Regions from separate parts of the Homo sapiens genome. Here all the other regions are linked to region 1. A link is a contact called in ENCODE Hi-C data. All regions are on one chromosome and are shown on one strand. Each heading gives the region's core, a stretch centred on a gene start or an enhancer-like site at or near the end of the contact. The rest is flanking DNA. Distances are from core to core; before and after follow the strand shown. Region 1 holds the start of ARHGAP42 (Rho GTPase activating protein 42). Region 2 holds the start of PDGFDDN (PDGFD downstream neighbor). Region 3 holds the start of MAML2 (mastermind like transcriptional coactivator 2).

The links. A loop is a pair of places that touch in the nucleus more often than their neighbours do. Pooled maps may share reads with other maps.
Region 2: a map with no recorded cell type shows a loop between it and region 1 (9-fold over the local background). The contact joins the promoter of PDGFDDN here to the promoter of ARHGAP42 in region 1. A Hi-C loop is called at or near these places in 6 of 37 single-sample maps with no recorded cell type and 4 of 50 pooled maps.
Region 3: a map with no recorded cell type shows a loop between it and region 1 (5-fold over the local background). The contact joins the promoter of MAML2 here to the promoter of ARHGAP42 in region 1. A Hi-C loop is called at or near these places in 3 of 37 single-sample maps with no recorded cell type and 3 of 50 pooled maps.

What each region holds. Positions count from the first base shown.
Region 1 is chr11:100,686,025-100,690,623 of GRCh38, forward strand. It overlaps ARHGAP42 (Rho GTPase activating protein 42), which reads left to right and starts at 1,264. Exons shown (of 24, transcript NM_152432.4): 1 at 1,264-1,808. The coding sequence starts at 1,655. ARHGAP42-AS1 (ARHGAP42 antisense RNA 1) reads right to left here and starts at 1,931. Exons shown (of 2, transcript NR_133571.1): 1 at 1,609-1,931. RefSeq lists silencers at 634-928, 979-1,168, 1,469-1,638 and enhancers at 865-1,575, 1,289-1,338, 1,659-2,028.
Region 2 is chr11:103,904,451-103,909,020 of GRCh38, forward strand. It overlaps PDGFDDN (PDGFD downstream neighbor), which reads right to left and starts at 2,420. Exons shown (of 4, transcript XR_947960.3): 1 at 230-2,420. PDGFD (platelet derived growth factor D) reads right to left here. Exons shown (of 7, transcript NM_025208.5): 7 at 2,739-4,570. RefSeq lists an enhancer at 111-280.
Region 3 is chr11:96,340,725-96,345,159 of GRCh38, forward strand. It overlaps MAML2 (mastermind like transcriptional coactivator 2), which reads right to left and starts at 2,471. Exons shown (of 5, transcript NM_032427.4): 1 at 659-2,471. The coding sequence starts at 1,171. MIR1260B (microRNA 1260b) reads left to right here and starts at 714; the gene lies at 714-802. RefSeq lists silencers at 1,088-1,347, 2,465-2,654.

The DNA.
Region 1 (4,599 bases), core at 14-2,513:
TTCACCGTGTTGGCCAGTATGGTCTCCAACTCCTGACCTCAAGTGATTCTCCTGCATCAGCCTCCCAGAATGCTGGTATTACAGGCGTTAAGTCACTGCGCCTGGCCCATACTGTTTACATTATCTTATCTGTTTTAGGTTTACATGTTATTTTTAATGTTCCTGTACATTTAAAAAATTGAAACCAAGAATCTTGACTGGCTCTGAAACTTAATTGGGAAAAATGTAAAGCACTTTAGTGGAATTTTTCCCATGATCTGTAGAATAGTTTTTAAACAGATGGTTCATATGGACAAAGCAATGAAAATGCAGAAATTAAAAGCAGATCCTTAAGAACAATATCCGAGTTCTCAGAAATCCTATAGATGATGTCAGGACGAGATGTAAAGCAGTCGTTTCTTTTGCTGTCAAGGTTTTAAGAGAACAGAAATTTATTAGGTGAACCTCCACCGGAGGAAGGATAAAGCCTGTGGGTAGGAGTTAACTATTTATTTCAAACTCCAGTCCACTTCAACAATTTGAAAATTTTCCCGCTCCTAGGACAATTCCATCCAGGTGCCAATAGGAGATACTACTATTGTGATGCAAATAGGTATTCTACTAGAAGTAGGAGCACGTAAGCAGAGTGAGGATGACTTGAAAAATCGTCCCACCTTCCCAGCTATGGAGTGGGGGCAGGGGGAAGAAACACCTCCAGGCTGGATCATTGAAGCTGAGGGGTGGGAGAGCGACGGGACAATTTTTCAACGTGGAATTCAAATGCATTCGGTGGGGAAGTGTGAAGTAAAATCTAAACGAACGCTAGACAGTAGTATCTTCCATCTACGCTTCAAAATACTCAGACTTTAGGGAAACTTAACGTTGGTTTTTCTCCCAGAGAATTGTAGGGAGTGGGTGGAGGGGACACTGTTAGGGGAGGTATATTGGGAGTCAGATCCTTTTGTGGAGCGAGGGACCCCGAAGTGTCACCAAGGGCTAGCCGAAACCAGGGGCCCAAGAGGGGACAGGGCTAACACCCCAGCCAAGGCCGGAGCGCAAGCGCGGGGCTGCAGCGCGGGGAGCCCTGGAGCCCAGTGCGGGCGGACGGGTGGGGCAGGAGGGCAAAGGGGCGAAGGGGCGGGGTGGCGCTGGGTGGGAGCGCGGCGGCGGGGAGGAGGGTCTGGGAGCCCGGGTGCGATTTGCAAGCGCTCTGAGCCTGCGTCCGCCGAGGGGGAGGGTTTCCCCAGCCCGGCCGGAGTTGCGGCTGTGCGCTGCTTCTGGCTCACAACGCCGACGACTGTCAAGAGAGTTGGGGAGTGGAACTGCCGGAAGTGTCTGCGCGCCGTGAGAGAAACTTTCCTGCTCCGGCCGCGGCCCGGAGCCTCGCCGCCCCCGCGTTCCGAACGACGATGCGTCCAGATGACAACAACCTGAGGGGACTCGCGCCTCGGCCCGCCGCCCGCGCCTGCGCTCGCCTAGCCTCGGGGGAGGAAGACTGAGCCCGGCGCAGGCGGCGCGGCGCTCGGGGCCCGTTTCCTCCGCGCAATCAGTCCCCTCGCGTCCCGGCGCCTTCCCCGCGATCGCGCGACCCCAGCGCCCGCCGCGGCCGCCGGCTGCCCCCGCCCTGACCTCCGGCCCGGACGTGTCCGCGGCCGCCGCTGGCAGCGCCTGTGCCATGGGGCTGCCCACTCTGGAGTTCAGCGATTCCTACTTGGACAGCCCAGATTTCAGGGAGCGCTTGCAGTGTCACGAGATTGAGCTGGAGCGAACCAACAAGTTCATCAAGGAGCTCATTAAGGACGGCTCTCTGCTCATTGGGGCGTTGAGGAGTAAGTAGGGCTGGCGGGGGAGTGGACACCCGCATCTGGAGAGTCCCCGCGGGGTGCGGGTCCGAAGGGTGGGTTGGAGGAGTCGGAGCTTCTTTTGTTTGAATGGATTTGGGGACAAAAGCTGAAGAGCTCCCCTGCTGGTGGCCAACAAAGTTTGTTCTTGAGGTGTTCTTTACTTACTCACATGTCTACAGGGATGGGGAAAGTTCTCTACAGGGCACTGGAATATATCCTGAGGAAAGTCGTTCAAAGTCATCTCGTTGTGTAATGCTCCTAGGAAGATGTTGGGGACTTTAATTTTTTTTTTTTAATTTATTGTGTCTATTAATAGTTTGAACTAAAAAAGCCCTTAAGGGGGGAATCAAGAGTTTGTCTTAAAGATAAAATTAGGCTAGTTTAGTGATATTGAAAGAAAATTATTAATGTCTCTCATACGTCAGTGGCTCTTCATTGGACACAGTCATTGAGTTGGCTTTTTAAAAAGCATACATTTGCAGTTTTGCCATTTTGTAAGATAATGGAAGACAGCAAGGCACCAGTGCATTTTAACTCTGCAAGTTTTCTGTGCGTCTTAGTTTTGGTTTGCATTGTGTGGGTGTTGGGTGTGTCATTGGGATGAAAGTTAAGGGGTTAAAGGCCAATCAGAACTTTTGATGATCTGTAGAATATAAAGACTGTTATAGTCTATAATATAGGGCTTCTTCCACCTCCTTTCCCATACACCTCTTGATCAAATTTTCCTTCCTCCTTTTATCCTCTGGATCTTAGCTTTCAATTCCTAAGACCTAAGAGTATCTGAAACTGAAGAGTTTCTCTTACAGAGAATTGAGCACAATTACATGATATGGCTTGTTACCTTTCCCAGGAGGTATTTGCATCTTTTAAAAAATTTATTTTTATTTATTTATGTATTTATTTATTTTCCATCTTCAAAGGAGCCTGTGAAAAGTATTTGCATCTTAATAGAGGCTTCTGGATGTTTTAGCTACTGAAATGAAGCCGTGGAATCTCTGGTCACTTAAAGCTGGGTGAGTGAGGTACTTTCAAAAGGTAGAGAGACCTTTGGGTGATCTAGTTACCCCCAGGACATATATGGGGGCATCATCTTTGTATAACAACATGATAGGGATGTGTGCGCCTAAAACTGAGACAATACTAGTATCGGATCTATATTTTGAAACATGTATTAACAGTAAGGAGAGAGCTTAGCAAGATGTCTTGAAATTAATGTGCTCCAAAATATCTTTTAATCATCCCAAATGTTAAAACATTTACTTAACCACTTGTGTTACTTAACCAAGGTAAAGATAATATATTTTATGCCCATATTCACTTAATTTCTGAATTTGAGGCTACTACTAATAATGGTATTTACTGTGATTTGTGAAAAATATAGTTTGTCTGCAATTCTTGCCACCCTACATAAACACTAATGTGAACTGTCCTTCCTCTGGCTTGCAAATCCTGGTTAAAGTCTCGCGGGACTAACCTCTTTGCATCTAAGAGAGCATGATGCCTCTTCAAAAAGAGCTGCATCTCAGAGTGTCAAATGCCAAGCCAGTTCTTGTTGGAGGTGCCAGATATTCTACATTTTTCTCCCCGCTCTGCTTGAGATAAACTTTAGTGTTTCAGAAGGTCAAAATACTTACATACCTGTGATAAATGCTCTGACATGTACATTATATTACGAGTGACATTACATACTTTATTATGATGGTTGAATCTAGCTTTGTAAAAGTCAGGTGATTCCCATCATTATAGTTTTGTTCTTCCATTCATAAGTGAAGAAATCTTGGGAGCGTAGGCTCTTTGAAGATATAGGCCCTGCATCATTAATTTGGCTTATGCACTTAATTATACAACCTGCTATCTTTCTAGGATTCTTAAGTTTGTGGTGAGAGTGTATTACTTTAACTAACGTTTGATTATTACTTCTTTCATTGTGAAAAGGAAAAGATTTTATTCCTTGGTAAAAGGATTCCTAACAGCAGCTGCCAAATGGGAGGGATTTTGGAGCAAAGGAACCCTTGAAGTCACACTGTAGCACTGATTTTTTTCGTACCAAGCCACCTTTTGTCCCTTAGGAAGGATGCTCTGAGGCTGGGCTGCAGCTGCTTGGATAGGAGGAGTGTGTCAGAAAGGATTTGAAGCCTGCTTGGTTCTATCACTGGCTGCCCCTGCCCTGACCACTAGCCCAGACATGTCCCCTGGCATAGCTGGCAGTGCTTGTACCATGGGGCTGACCATTCCACTGTGGGAGCGTCCCTGTACCATAAGTCTGCCCACTCCACTAAGGGAGTCCTTCTTCCCCCAGTCTGTCTTTTCTGTTTTTCTTTCCTGCCTGGGGAGGACTTCACCTTCCCTAACTTTATATAGACTATTTCAATAGATGTATCCATTACCCGTTTCAGTTTTTTTAGCACGGCACTGTTATTTTTATTAATAATTAATGCATTCTTAATGTAACCTTATTAAGCAATTATCAGTGTATTTCTAAGCATATTATATTATTTTTATCCCTGTTGTTAACTTTTCCCGTGAGAGTTTTGACTTGCACTCTCTTAGGTAATACACGCCTGACTATTCCAATAAGAGTCACACATGCTCCTTGCTCTGTGGTTCAAGTTGTAATTTCTTCAGTAGACTATTTGGAAGGCTCCTTTAAATTGAACTAGAAGATTTCAATTGAACTAGATAATTTCAATTTTAAATAATACATATAACATACTTAACACGTGTTTAAATATCCAATATTTTTATTTTATTTATTTATTTTTCTTTTGTGACAGAG
Region 2 (4,570 bases), core at 1,170-3,669, 3.2 Mb after region 1:
TCTGAGTGTGTAAATGAGGAAACATAGGTTTAGAAAGTGGCAGGCTAGTCACTACAACCAAGACCTTCTAACTTTCTGTCTGGTGCTCTATGACACATACAGCCCCCACTGTGCTCAGAGGTCCTCATGGAGCTTCCTTTACTAAATGTAAAAGACTAAATTCATTTGCCTACAGTTTCCTTTTCTTTCCTTTCGATCACTTTATATTTTCTGAACTGCCCACACTTACCTTATGCATTTTTGCTGGGAGACCTTTGTTCTTCCTGTTGATCTTACCTAGAATATCTTTCTCTAGTTTTATCCTCTGTTGTGAATCTTGTGTTTCAAGCCTCAAAGCATGTCTGATACATAGCGGGCTTTAATGTATTTGCTGTTGAATGAATGAATGAAACATGTAATTTAGTCAATTTTCCCCATATTGACTGTGGCTAAATTTCTATTGACAGAAGTCAACAAATATCTACCACCATATCCTGAAGTTTGCACCAAAGTGGACAGTACTGAAAAATATGCACCTGATGTGTTTGACTCTCAAAAAGCAGTGATTTCTTAAAGCAGTTGGGAATTTTACCCTATTAATTGCTCACTTGGGTAACCATGCAGTTGATCTCCTCGACTGATCTATCTCCTGTCTTTCCCAAAGCAGATATTGATCCTGATTTTCTCTGATTTGAAGACTGACAAGTAGAGGCAGGTGAGAAAGGAAGCCTGTGGGAGACACAGGGAGAAAGGAAAGTCTAGAAAGACACTAGAAGGCCTGAAGAGGAGAAATTTATACTATGACCTCAACCAGAAACAGGTTAGAGACCTTAGTTCTTAAAAGGGAACTTGTATTGTAGGTATTATTTAAAATGTAAATTGAATCCAAGAATGATTTTAACATTTGGTTTCTGGTCACTAAACCTGGCAATAAGTATAAACAGTTTAAAATAATCACAAAGTCAAATGATTTTGCTAGAAAATGAAGATTTCTTGGTCCACAGCTTGTTGCACTGAGTATATTAACCTATGTTAAGAAGTTAGCTCCACTCTCTTTTAATGTAGTCTGCTAAATAATTTTTAGACATCTCTATAGAAATGAAATTTATTCAAAAAAAGGACACAAATTAGTTTGCAAAATTCAGAAATATAACTGGAAAAGCAAGCATAAAGTCTTACATTAAGTGGTTAGTTGCTTATCCCTTGTTGATGCCTATTTTATTTGAGAGATATCCCAGTTGTGCTATGCTAAGTTTTGAAGGTCTGTGTAGTCTTTAACTTGATCTTTAAAAACAACAGAATTTGAGTGAATGTCAATAAAACCAGTGAATTATAAATATTCTGTCTTCTAGCATGTTTGACTAGGGCTGCCAATAAACAAAATTATATTTCCTAGGACTTCAGGCATGAATACTAATCTATTGAATTTTAATTTAATATTCTATGAGGAACCTAGGAGAGTATCAACAATTTAGACATCTGTTGAGTTATTCTCAGAATAAAACTGGACATGTGAACATTTCAGGAAATGAAATAAAATTCTTAATGTCTTTGTATTAAAATGCAACATATATACATACATATATACACATATATTCACATATATATACATATATATATTACTATTATGACTTTTTACCTAAAAACCCCAGTTACTTGAATTAGCTATTAGGCACAGAATTATTCGACCCTGTCCCCATCCCTCTCCCATGCTCACACACTAGCTAGTATTTCTGATGGTAAAATTAATTCTTGCCACAGAATACAGGTCTTTACTCCCATTCCCCAAATGACCTAAAACCACTAAAATGGCAGAGTTTCATTCAACACTGCAGCTGCTATTTTGTCTCCAGCAGGATGATATAAAGATTAGGCTATAATCAAAAGCAAAAATTCTTGCATGTGCATTGCAGCTAGAAGAGCTCTCTTTATGCTATGTGCCTCTTCACAAATTACAAAGCAAATGATATAGGAGTGTAGCTCCTAAACTGGTCTGTCTGAACTGATAACACTGAATCACTAGTTGGCTGGGGTGTCCACCCAGATGGGAAAAGGAGGTGGATAAAAGGGAAATGAGGTTGTAATGTTGTTGACTTCAGGCCTCAAGGAAGAGACAGCTGTGGATTTTCTTAGGTGAGGAACAATGTCAGAGGAGAACATAATTCATTATAAGACTCATGGGGAAACAGTCAAATGAAGAAGCAACAAAGCAGCAACAAAACCAAACCCAAGTCTTGCCCCACTGTGCAGCTGCAGGACAAAGACAGAACAGAAGCCTGTAATTGGGGAACAAAGTGTTGTTCTTTCGGGCATTATAAAATGAAGCCTTCAGAAATCACTCAATCTTGTCATTCCAAACAGTTTGATGCATTTGTGAAAAAAAGTTTTCCTTTTTTTTTTTTTTGAAAGGAGTCTTGTTCTGCAGCCCAGGCTGGAGTGCAGTGGCGTGATCTCGGCTTACTGCAACCTCTGCCTCCCGGTTCAAGTGATTCTCCTGCCTCAATCTCCTGAGTAGCTGGGACTAAAGGCGCCCACCACCACACCTGGCTCATTTTTGTATTTTTAGTAGAGACAGGGTTTCGCCATGTTGACCAGGATGGTCTCGATCTCCGTGTGATCCACCCCCTCGGCCTCCCCAAGTGCTAGGATTACAGGCTTGAGCCCCCGCGTCCAGCTGGAAGTTTTCTTTTCTTTTTTTTTTTCTTTTTTAGCAGTGTACACCTTTTAAAACTGCAATTGAGTACTAAATAATGGAGTAGTTTTGTTCAAAAGCAATATTTATTTTTCATGAAGATAAGAGGCATATTACATTCGCTATAGAAAATGCTATGAGAGGAAAAAGCTGCATGTTACCGATATGACAAAAAACATAAAAAACTCTACTTATGAAAGTGTTTTGCCCTATAAGAACATATTCAATAAAAGGCATTATTCCAGGTGAATGAGCCATGCGGAAATGTGGATTTATTAGGGTTTGTTTTGAAATGTAATTTGTACGGCCAGCTTTTTATTCCTTTGATGGCTATCAAATAGATTTATTGGCTACATGTTAGAAGTGCAAAAGATAACAGGTAACCAAGGGAGAAGTTTTAATAAAACTCTCAGGAAAGGCAAAGAAAAGTGAGTGAATATGCCTGCTTACATTTCAGCTAATAAATAAAAAGTGCAGATAGGGCTTTAACTGAAAACCTTGCTGGTTATTGCAGCCTGGAAGGTTTATTGAAAACTGGGTAGAACACTCTCATTTTTTATATTTACAGCTACATTGTGAGCTGTTCAGGTTAGAGTGATGTAACGTTCATTTTGACTTTGGTACAGGAAACTGATGTTTTCACAGGAAACTTGCAAAGCAGTTATGAAGAGGAAGAGCGTTCTTAATTATTAGTGTCTGCCTGAGCTATTTCTGATTGTGTTCTGGGATTTTAGAGAATTGAACAATAGAGTATTTAATTTTACCACTCCCCTCTTGAGTAAAAACATCAGACACTTTTAGGAAAGTTTTAGAAGGTACATCTTCAATAAGCAGAGATCTTTCATCTCAAATAACTGGGAAGAATTGCACTGCTTAAGAATAGTTGAACTTGGACCTGAGAGCACCATACTTAGAAATCTAAGTATATTTAGGTCACTCATCTAACACTGGGACTTTACCAGCCCTGTCACCCAAACTGGTTGTAGTTAGTAGGACCACAAAGTCACTGAAGAAATCTGCTTTCCTTTTAACTTTCAAGGCAATAAGAAAAATGTAGTTCTCTGTTAGCAGTCCCTGAGCTATCTGAATTTCGGTGTTTCTCTCTTAAGCCTCTTGCTTTGGAGGATGATGAATCATTTCCTACTCCTGGAGTTAGTCTCCTTTAAAACAGACACAAAGGAGGCAGAGAGAAAAAATTACTCTAAATACCATTAACCAATGTAAAACAGTTTTCTATTAAACAGTAGGACAGCAGGGCCAAACTTGTGTTACCACAATTGACAACTGGCTTCTTAAAGCAAGCTCCATAGATTAAGAACCATAGCCTCTAGGACTGATTTTACTTGGTTCAGAAACAGGAAATCAGAACAGTGAGCAAGTATACGATTAGAAATTTACATTAATAAAATGTGATTTTTTTGATACACAAAAGCTTTTAGGTTGTAAATAATCTATGATGGCCTGCCAAATATAAAATGCCATTATAAATCCATGTCTATATTTCAAAAAGACGGGAACACAAAAGCAAGATACATTAAATTAATTGGTGTAGTTTGGAGAGTTCGAATCCATTATTAGATATGGATCCTATCAAATATCCCACCTAATTTCCAGTTACGTCGATGTTTCAATGTTCACTTTTTAAGTTCTCAACTACCCACATCTTTCACTGAACACCATCTGGAAAGGTTCATACAGAATGCCCATGCCATTCTTGAAAGGATTTGCTTTTGTGGAGGGGTTTTGCAAAGAAAAACAATTCAAAATTCTGTTACAGCTTATACATTGTCTTTTGTAGGACTATAATAAAAAACCTTCTAAGTAAGTTTTTGAGATAGGTGTTAAATGAATAAGCATGCCTCAGCAAAATGCATAAAAAACACAATGATTTAATTTCTA
Region 3 (4,435 bases), core at 1,221-3,720, 4.3 Mb before region 1:
TCGAGATGTGGCTCAGGAGTGAGAGAGTCTAGAGGGAATCAGAGAGTAGGCCTCTTAAGAAACAGTGCCTCCCTAGTCTCTCTTTGGGATATTTTCCCCAAATTTTGTTTTTGACTGAGGGGACATTCGGGGAATTTGCTATTTGTTACAGCTTACCATTTATGTTCTCTTAAGCGAAGAAGAAGGGGGTCACTTCAAAAGGGAGAGGGGAAATGGGGCAAGGAGAAAAAGGCTTTAATAAAGGCCAGCTGGGCTGATAAATGCTTTGGGGCTGAAAAATGGCTTGGGGGCCTAATCAGAGCTGGCTGGCCAAAGCTGGAGGATCCATGAGATAGAACCTTCCTCAGTGGCTCAGATCTTGCCAGCTGGTAGCCTCTTCTTTTATAAGATGTGGACCCCAGAGAGCCTCTGGAAAACTCAGGCTTCTTATCAGTTAAGGAATATCCTATAAGCGAAGGAAAACCCAGGAGTGAGCACCAACAGAACATGATGAGTAGGCGCATGAAACCACCCGAACACACCCAATGGCCTTTAAGGTAGTCAGGTGACATCTTGGCCTTTTTCATTGCCATCCACTCTACCTTAGGCCAAAGCAAACTCTACCCTCACAAAAGGTCACAGGACCACAGCCAGAACCATGAGAAAGCCAGGTGCTTACCGCAATCAGGGCTGAGTTCCTCTGGTCCCCTGGGGTTGAAGCGGGCGGCTGCTGCTCTCCGTTTATCCCACCACTGCCACCATTATTGCTACTGTTCAGCAGGTGCTGCTGGTGGTGATGGTGATAGTCTGGTGGGGGCGGTGGGGCTGCTGTTGCTGCTGCTTGGGAGGCCGCAGGAGGGGCAGCAGGGGGCGGTGGAGGGGCTGTAGTGGTGGCAGCAGTGGCGGTGGCCTTGGTGTGTTTGCCAGCTTTCCTTGCCCCCTGGCCATGCTGTACAAGGCTCAGGAGCTGCAAGGTGCTTTCTCTTTCCCGGTCTGAGCTCTCGGCCCTACCTCGTTCATATCGTCCTTCACAGCTCAGGTGGTGTTGGCGGCAGACAGCGATCCGAGCCCGGAGGCGCTCCACGATAGCACTGTGCACTCTCGGGGTGACTGAGCCCCCTCCAAGGAGCCCCGCCCCAGAGGCCCCCCCTAGCCCTCCTGCGGGGGCCTGCGGGGGCGCTGTGTCCCCCATCTTACCGGACACAATGATTGCTGCCTCTGGGATGGTGAGGTGGAAAGAGGCTACTGCTGGCTATTGCAGGCAAGTCTGTTTTTGACAATGTGAGCTCAGTGTTCAGGGCCACATGAATAGAGGTCTTCAGAGGTTGTGGGGGAGCCGTGGAGAAGTTGTGGGGGAGGGGAGTTAGTAAAAAGAGGGTGGGGAGAAAGAATAGAAACCAACTGGGGGGAGGATAAGTTGGAAACAAACCCTGATTAACTTACTCTAATTGCATTTGACAGCTCTGGAGAAGTTGGACAGAGTTGGTGGATTTTTTTTCCTCCACCAAGCTGACAAGAGCCACTAGGTACTTTGTAAACACACGATCTGGGGGTTAGATCAAGAATTCAGGGATTGTCCAGCAAGAGACAGAAACACACAGCAAAAGGTATTGAGAGAGGTATTAATAGAGAGGACTCCCCCTCACCTAGTTGTTTCCGACAATTCTTTATGGGGATGTTTCTGCAGAGAAACACATTTCTACCATGTCTATGTAACCAGCAGCCTTGACTTTTCCTCAGGTTAAATAAAAAACCAAAACAAAACAAAACAGTGCTGTTTCAGAAGATGTTTAAGTCACTGTTCAAAATGTGCAAAAATCAAGGGAGACTGTCTTTTGGCTTTTAATTTTTCCTCCCTTTCCTTTCGCTCCGGTGTTTTCTCCTCTTTGGGGTACTGTAGGATGTTGTCTTCTCCCAAAAGAGGGAGACAGCTTTTCAACTGTTAACAATGTCAGTAATTGGACTTTTGGACCATGCTTTTTTCTTCAGCTAATCCAATCACCGGTAAAATCCTCACTCCCTCTAAGGTTTCCTAGCCTTAAATGAAAAGCAATCTTAAGTCGCTAGCCACTGAGAGAGATCCTTCAACACATTTTTTTCTTTCCCGCTTACGTTTCTATTCCTCACCCCCGGCTCTATTCTAATACAGTATCAAGAGAGACAAACTCTTCCGAGAGTAATTTACAAACGATGGTCAAACTTACAAACTTCCAGCAAATTGCACCGAGTCATGTCCAGCCACTTTTCTGTCCACTTTTGTACATTCCATCCCCGGCCAGTGGATCTGAGGGTCTGGACTCGCAATAAGCAATCTGGTTCTATCTCCTGTATTTGCTCCGCTTTATAGATGGAAAAAAAAAGTAGCTTGTATTTTCCTTTCTCTTTCTCGTCTGTTGTTAGCCGCTTTGCTGACACTGGCTCGCGCCCGGAGTCACGGCGATACACAGGCTTTCATTGTGCTCCGATAGGAGAGGGAGAGAAAGAGAGAGAGTGAGACAGAGAAGGAGAAAGAGAGAGCCAGCAAGCTGCAGATGGGGGTGGGGGGGCGGGGAGAGGGCGGGAGAGCTCGTTCGAGGCTCCCTGGTGGAAGGCTGGTGCCACTGCGCGAGTGAGTAATCGCAGCCAGGCACCGGGGAAAGGGGAACGCAGAGGGCCTCCCAGTGGCTGAAGAGGTAAATCCCAAGCCCTGCGCATCTCAGCTGCCCTGGCTCAGCTCAGCATCAGACTCGGTTAAGCGGGGAAGGCTGGGGAAATTCCCCAACCTCTACACAACCATTTCACCAGCTCTAAATGTTTAAGAAATTCCGGGCCAGGAATGTGTTTTCCCTTTCAGCCCTACATTACGCCCCGCTGAGGATATCATTTTCATTTTTCAGTATATTGTAAATGACACCACTGAGCAACCTAGCACGAGCTGTGTGAGCACCGAGGAAATGTTCATTAATAGAATAAGGAAGATATGAATGTGTGTGTTGAGGGCGGAAGGGGTTGCGCGTGGAGAGGAGAGGTAATCACATTGTTAGCTCCTAAAGGGCAGGCAGGTGTAGCGTTTGTCTACCTGCCTGCCCATTTGTGTGTCTCTGGATAAGTGAGTCTGGGTGATCACAGGCAAATCAGTTGGGATAAATAAAATATTTTATGAGAATGATACAATTATCGATACCAGTTCTAGAAAAAAACGCTTTTTTTTTGGGAATGCATGATTGCCTATGAAAAACCAAATATAAGACCTGAAGTATCCTTAGCTACCTGGTGCACATATACAATGAGGAAAGTCAATGTGTAGCAGCTGAGTTTCAAAAAGTTTTTTTTTTTTTTTTCTTTTAATGGAGTCTTGTTATGTTGCCCAGGCTGGAGTTGAACTCCTGGGCTCAAGTGATCCTCCCACTTGAGCCTCCTGAGTAGCTGGAACTACAGGTACTCACCACTACTGCACCTGGCTCTGAGTTTCAAGAAGTTTAATAATAGAAACCAAATAGATCTCACACAGATCATTGTTCCCCCATTTTCAAGTGATCCAACCTTTAAAATATCCAATCCTGGCCAGGCACAGTGGCTCACGCCTGTAATCCCAGCACTTTGGGAGGCCAAGGCAGGTGTATTACCTGAGTTCAAGAGTTCAAGACCAGCCTGGCCAATATGGTGAAACCCCGTCTCTGCTAAAACTACAAAAATTAGCTGAGCATGGTGTCATACGCCTGTAATCCCAGCTACTCGGGAGGCTGAGACAGGATAATTGCTGGAACCCAGGAGGCGGAGGTCGCAGTGAGCTAAGATCACGCCACTGCGCTCCAACCTGGGCAACAGGGTGAGTCTCTGTCTCCAAAAAAAAAAAAAAAACTTATTGTGGATTCTGCTTATTTTCAATTATGAAGATTAAATTAAGGTGAGCATAATACTGCAACAGTCAGGACCAAAAATATTCTGGGTATCCTAATTTGGAAGTCATTTGGATTTGAGGTCTCAAATAATATACCTTCAGTAATCTAAACAAACTCTGGCATTTCACGAATATGGTCGTTTCAAACTGAGCTATGGATAGAAATAGGCAAAATCAAGGCAAACATCTCAATACTGGATTTATTTGCAATTTAGTTCCCTATAGGATAGCCTACTTTAGTCCATTTTATTTTCACCAATCCTGTTAGCTTGGAAATGGGGACAAATACACTCAGATTTTTTGTTTGTTTTATAATTTCTTTTATTTCTTTTTTTAAATTTTATTATTATTATACTTTAAGTTTTAGGGTACATGTTCACAACGTGCAGGTTTGTTACATATGTATACATGTGCCATGCTGGTGTGCTGCACCCATGAACTCGTTATTTAGCATTAGGCATATCTCCTAATGCTATCTCTCCCCCCTCACCCCACCCCACAACAGTCCCCAGAGTGTGATGTTCCCCTTCCTGTGTCCATGTGATCTCATTGTTCAATTCCCACCTATGAGTGAGA